2 separate regions of the Mus musculus genome follow, and region 2 is linked to region 1. A link is a contact called in ENCODE POLR2A ChIA-PET data. All regions are on one chromosome and are shown on one strand. The core of a region is the stretch at or near the end of the contact, and the rest is flanking DNA. Distances in the headings are between cores, read along the strand shown.

The links. ChIA-PET counts read pairs that join two places held with the same protein, here RNA polymerase II (POLR2A).
Region 2: POLR2A ChIA-PET joins it to region 1 with 16 read pairs in embryonic stem cell. The contact joins the promoter of Rheb here to the promoter of Abcf2 in region 1. POLR2A ChIA-PET finds 5 or more read pairs at or near these places in 4 of 5 experiments (Patski and embryonic stem cell).

The regions. Positions count from the first base shown.
Region 1 is chr5:24,575,991-24,579,268 of GRCm38, forward strand. Abcf2 (ATP-binding cassette, sub-family F (GCN20), member 2) reads right to left here and starts at 1,477. Exons shown (of 14, transcript NM_013853.2): 1 at 1,357-1,477; 2 at 529-737. The coding sequence starts at 697.
Region 2 is chr5:24,840,640-24,843,906 of GRCm38, forward strand. It overlaps Rheb (Ras homolog enriched in brain), which reads right to left and starts at 1,722. Exons shown (of 8, transcript NM_053075.3): 1 at 1,546-1,722. The coding sequence starts at 1,597.

The DNA.
Region 1 (3,278 bases), core at 227-2,726:
GCTAGGAGGCAGGGGCAGGTGGATCTCTCTATGATTTCAAGCAAGTCTAGTCTACAGAGTTCCAGGACAGCCAGGGTTACACAGAGAAACCCTTCTATCTCCAAACATCTGCCTCCCCCCCCAGAAAAGACAGCACCATATGGTAGAGCCTGTATACTCACCACCATAGGTAGGAAGAAAAACAGGAAATAGTACAAGTTGCCTTCCCTTTTATTGTCTACTGCAGCACCAACCAAGGTAGATCAAAAACTCCCATCTGTGTTTGCCACTTGAATTCAGTTTCCTTCATCAGTAACAAGTTTTAACTCTATGGGTGTGGGTGTCACCAAAAAGTTTCATGGCATATAAAGACATGTGTCTGTGGGTGCTTTACTCTGTTTAAAAAGATGGGGATGTGAGGACAGCCTGGCCTCAAACCTTCATCTTTTTACCTTAGCCTCCCAAATGCTGGAATTAAAGGCCTATGCATCTGCATCCAGATTCTGATCTTGGCTTCGAAAACCAGCTCAGGAAACTCACCCAACCTACCTCCATCTCCTGTGGTCTCTCTGCCATTGGCCTCCTCGATTTTCTCTTCTGCCACCTGAGGTTCTGTGACAGCATCTCCATTTTCTTCATGTCCCTTTCTGGGTCGCTGTCGGGCTTTGGCAGCCTCCTTCTTTTTGGCTGCCTTCTTCTTGGCCAGGTCGGAAGGCATGGTGATGAGCCACAGGGGTAGTTACAGTCCTTTCAGGAGTCTGAAGAAAAGCAAACAGATACTCCAAAATTCTAAACTTACAGGTAAGAATGTCTGAGTGCTATCCCATCCCTCCTTGGAATTTTCCTATCAAGCCTGTGGTGCCCAACTCTTGTCCCCGCCAACTTTGTCCGGGCTTCTCACACTCTCTCGACCGCTCCTCCAGCCTCATCTCCTCCCTTGGGGTTCGCGCGCCAATCCCCACCGCCGGCTTCACTCGGATGCGCTCTTCCCCCAGGGCCTTAGTGAGGGACCGCTCTGCCCCTCGTCTCCAGTTTCCGAACTTGGCGCTCGCGCACCTCTGCCAGCCGCCTCCTTTTCGGTTCTTCGCCAGGAGTTCGTCCCGGACCTCCCTTCCGTCCCTCTCATCCACCCCACCGACTGCGGCGCGGTTTCTCTCCCGGAACCACGAGTCCTCCCCAGCGGGTCCCTAAGGGTCTCTGCGCTCGCTGCCCCTAACCTCCCCCACACCCCGCTCGCCGGCGTCTCTGCCTGGGCCAGTTCTTTTCCCTTTCGGCCCTTTCCATTCCGACCCTGAGCTCCCTTCCGCTTCTCCTCCCGCTTCCTGCTCACGGGTCCACACTCTCCTCCCCTCCGGCGCCCCTTCCCCCTCAACTCACGGGGCCTCGCCGCTCGGCCTCTGTCGCAACAGAGCTGCTCCTTGAGCTCCTCCGCGTGCGGCCGGCTCCCCAACCAATCACGGCCCCGGGCGGCCCTTGGCGCGCTGCCGCGAGGGCTTCTGGAAAATGTAGTTCTCAAATCGTAAGAACTTAGGGCGGGACTCTCCTCCGGAACTACCACGATTCCCAGGTGTTGCGCCGTTCTAGTGACGGCATCAGAACGCGCGATGATTCTGGTTGGGGGAGGATTAGAGTCCAAGAGGCCCGTCCTACCAAGCCGGTTTGAAGAACTGAAAACTGCAAATCCCAGATTGCTCCTCGGAGAGGTGGGCTGGTCTCCCAAAGGATACCCCACCCCTAGCAGATAAATTTACCAGGCTGCTCTACTGGTTTAACCAGCAGGAAGTGCGACTAAGCTTCCCGGCCAGCGTCCTAAGAGTGCGAGACCAAACAATGAGAGAAGAGAGTTAGAAGGTGGAGGGGAAAGAAGAGCGAGTTGCTGCTGGGCAGGTGGCTCTGAAAGTGAGGTAACCCTTTGTAGACCACGCCAACAGAACTCTGTTCGAGAAAGGCATCCTCGTCTCATGGAACCGAAATTGAGAGCCTCGTCCATCGCTAACGAAACTTTTTGAAAGTGCCAGACGCTGTGCTGAACCTTGGTATCTTAGTCAAGAGTTTCTGGGTTCCACCAGAGCCATGCGAATGTGGTGGAAAAATCTAAAGTATAGGACCACTTTGCTGAGTTTAGCTCTATGGACACTTAGTTGTGACTTGTTTCATTTCCTTTGAGTCTCACTGTCTAAAATCTAAAGCAGACTTAGTGTTAGGAACATTATAAACTAGATCTGTAGCCTCATACACAAAACAACTCTACGACCCTTGCTTGCTACCTGTCCAGGGTCCTGTCCACTGGTGTGTCATCACTGATGACACAGAAGGAAGCAAACTTAGTGCCCCTGAGTGCATTCTCAGAAAGTGACCCCCTTTTCCTCTAAGGTCACCATGTTGCCAAGCTAAATAGAAATTAGGCGTGAAGATCATTGAGGGTGGACATCACAAGTAGCTTCAGAGCCTGCCCCCTGTGTCTTTGGCAGCACACTAATTTTAAGATGAAAACGGGCTAAAGAGATGGCTCAGCAGTTAAGAGCACTGACTGCTCTACTAGAGATCCTGAGTTCAATTCCCAGCAACCACATGGTGGCTCACAACCATCTGTAATGAGATCTGATGCCCTCTTCTGGTGTGTCTGAAGACAGCTACAGTGTACTCATACACATAGATAAATAAATGAAAGAAAAGGGAGGAAGGTAAAAGGAGGCTTTGTAACACACACACACACACACAGCTTTAAAAAAAAAAAAAAAGAAAAAAGAAAAGAAAAAGGAAATCCAAATGGGCCTGCCAATCGCCTAAACAGGAAACTGCGGCTGCTAAGGAAGTTGTCTGTTTCAGAAACGAAGCACTAGTATAAAACCCATGTGACCATTGTCCATTCCCACCAATGAGAAACATTTTCTTGGTCCATTGTCCACCTCTGCCTTTGAGGGTGTCCTCATTTTACTCTATGGTAAACTCTGTCTTCATTACTCAGTGCCTCATTGGAATTTATTCAACAGAGATGGCAATGACTGGAAAGCCTAAGGGAGTCTGAATAAGATCCCTGTAAGACACAAAACACTAATCTCACCTCTCTCCCCCAACAGTAGAAGCAGTTCTCCTCTGCTAGAATTTAGAGTTCAGAGTTAAGCCATTTAAATACCACTGACCATGTTCCTAGAATAACCTCCACCAGTTGAGTAGTTCTATTGATATTTCACACAATTGACATGAGCATACACAGATTACAAAGTAGCAAGGAACTTTATTCAAAGGCCAAGTAATATCACAGATGAGAAATGCAGTCAGTCTTGACCACAGGGCAC
Region 2 (3,267 bases), core at 472-2,971, 260 kb after region 1:
GACATAACACTACACTTATTTAAACCCATTGCCATTTCAAAAATTACAATAAAATCCAGACTGGTAGAATATTCTCTTGCATTGAAAACAGGTAACCCTGATACTTGTGACTTATTTATGCCTTGCATTCAAGATTACTATCTTCAATTAGTTATCTGATTAGAGGGTACTCAATCAACAGCCAAGTTACATCATGGTCTCATTCTCCAAATTTGGAGGGAATTCAGAAAACAGTATGGTGACTCAGACAACCAACACTGGTTACATCAGGAGTTCTATCTTGGTGTGAATGGATTCACCGTAATTTTGTGCCTGTTAACTCTAGGGTTGCAATTGTTAAAGCAGTCACCTACTCTTTCCTACTATGAACACCTCAGCACTGCACTATGCACGTGTCACCTTTCCACTCTAGGCACTCCCATCTGTCACACTGTCTCCGATCTTCCATTCCCTTCCTAAGGAGTTTCTCCAGTTCTTGAGGAGAGAAGGTGAAAAGTAAGCAGGCCCTGACTGATCTTGGTCAAAGAGCACAGAGCCGGGCACCAGCAGTGGAAAGCAGGGTGAGAACGCAGAATGAACCGCCTAGCAGGAGCCCATCCAGTGGGGAAGGTGTTCTACTGCCAGACTCTCCACTCCTCAGTGGTCCCTGTCAAACGCACATTTTCTGGAGACAGTTACATCTTTCAAACAGCACTAAAGATGAACGTGACAGTCCCCTGTTCCGGTCGGTCAAAAACAATAAAGCCTCACCCTGCAGCGTGGTTAAGTTCAAATGTCCTGTATCACACGATGGACTGAATACTACTGTCTGGACACCGCGTTCCCTCCCCACCCCACCCAGGACCACCTCTATTCGGCAAAAAGGTGATTACTAGGAACAACTTTAAATGTATGTCAATCGCTTGGTGGTGGTGTTAGGAAAACAAACGGGCTTTTGAATTACTTTAACAGCCTGGTTCCAAGTGCCTGGCCTTGTTTCTCCTCAAAGGGGAAAAGAAAAATAGGACACATTAGAGACGTCTTTCTCCTCTTCCCTGTGCTGGCTGCCAGATGCTACCTAGCTGGCCTGTGAGGGGTCCAGTCTAGGTTTCTTGGAGGCGGAAAACTTGGTAGCCAAACGTCTTGAAGTTTCCCTGTTTTCTTTAAAAGGCTTAACTTCTTTGCAGATGGAAAGGTCACAAGGAGAGGTTTCCTTTGTTGAAATGCCCGGGGCTTGTGGGATTGGGGAAACGGGTGGGGACAGACCGTGCTTAGAGAAGGCGGGACAGATGCGGGGATCCGACTAGGCTGCTCCGGGCCGCAAGACTCCCGGGCAGTGGCCCGCGGCTCCTACGCCGAGGGAAGGACGCGGCCGCCTCGGCCTGCCGCCCCGCCACCTGTCCGCCGCGCCTGGGGACAGGGGAAGGCGCCGCCGCCTCCACTCAAAATGGAGGTTATGAAACGCGCGCCGCCCGCCCGCCCGCCACATGGCCGCGCCGCCACAAACTTCGCAGGCGCGTCCGCGTCCTGGGGCTCAGCCCCGACATCGCCCGGGCCGCCACTCACCCACAGACCGGTAGCCCAGGATGGCGATCTTCCGGGACTTGGACTGAGGCATCTTGGTGGCCTGCTCAGCCCCGACCCAACCACATTAACCGCGGCGGCGGCGGCTCCTCCGGCTCAGACTATCGGCGGCGGCTGCGCCGGGAGAACGCGGCATACAGAGCACGGCGGCGGGCGCGGCTGCCTCTCGCTCGCTCGCTCGCTCGCTCCTTCTCTAGCTCGCTCAACCGCCCGGAACCGAACGCGCGGGCCCTCCCCCAACAACACACCCACGTGACCGCGCGCGGCCCCGTCTGCGCCGCCTCCCGCCGCCGCCTCCCAGCCCGGAACGCGCGGGGGAGCGTCGGGGAAACGTTTTACTTTAAAGGGAAAAAGCGGAGACGCCCCAAAGCCCCCGGAAAAGTCACGACCGAAACTCGCTGCGTCATGACCCTCCCACCTACTTCCGCCGCTTTTTAATTACGACAATCCTGCCCGAGCTCTGACTGGACGGCTCCCAGACTGCCGCGCGATGACGCAATGGAAACTCCGTCTTCTATTGGGGATTGGAAGGGTGGAGCCAAGGAGAGGTGCCGCTCAGCGGGGAGCTAAAAATAAATTCTGTCTGCTTTTGCTCGGCGGGGCGCCTGCGTGGTCCAAAAGCGTGGCCCTACCGGCGGGTGGGCGGGCGGGCAGGCAACTCCTCAGTGATTGGCTAATGTGGGTGCGGGGGCGGAACCAGAGGCGTGAAGCACGGTGATTGGTGAAGTGCTGAGCCGTTGGCCGACTTGCGCCTGCCGGCCCTTAAAAGGAGCGAGGCGCGTGGCCCTAGCTGACGGACTGTAGGTTGGCTGACACCTCGCTTCGCACTTGTCTATACTTCAAATTACCGTCCTGCTATGTTAGCTTTAGTCTGGGCTTAACGTGGGTGGTGACTAAGCTTTATTCGTGGCTGAGGAACTGTGGGAAGAATGAAATCTGTGCAGCTCGCAAATGTCAGAAATTCCATTAAAAGCAGCGCGAGCTGACCAGTCCTGGTGCCGACTCGGGCAACACGCCGGGTGGCACGCACCTCGCACAGACAGGCGCGCGCGTGGGAGTCCTGCAGCCAGATCAGTGCGTCTTTTCATACTGAACACTCGAGAGGTTATTTCTGGAGAAACGTGAAAGTCAGCCATTGTCAAAAACGCCGAGGAAAAGGAGGAGGCTTAGCTGTCTGGTGTGGGCGGGCCATGCCTGAAAAGGGAAGGCTGTCATATTTTCTACAACAGTCGTACAGGCAGAAAGCTCTTGTTTCCAGAGAACTAGAGGAGTTGAGATATCCTCATATTGAAGAACAGGGTGGAAAGCTAGACCCTAGGCCTAGTTCATCGAAGTCCAAACTAAAGGCTAGGCCTGGAAATAAAGGTGCCAAGAGAGAACAGCACACTTGTCCTTAATTTTTTGCCCTTCACAATAGACTTATTTTTATAGGGTCTCACGTAGTCCAGGCTGGCCTGGAATTCTTAGAGATCCACCTGTCACTGCCTCCGAGGTGCTGGGATTAAGTGCTGTTCTGCTACCTTGATCTTTCAATTCTCTTTTCTCTGTCCAAATGCTAGGATTACCGACTTCCAAACCATGTTTATTCGGTGCTTGGGATTGGACCCAAGATGAACTCAAGTTCTCAGAGAACTGAGCCATAACTGCCTTCCCCTTTGAACTATCTTAAGTATTTTAAAACAGACTCAGGTTAAACGTATATTC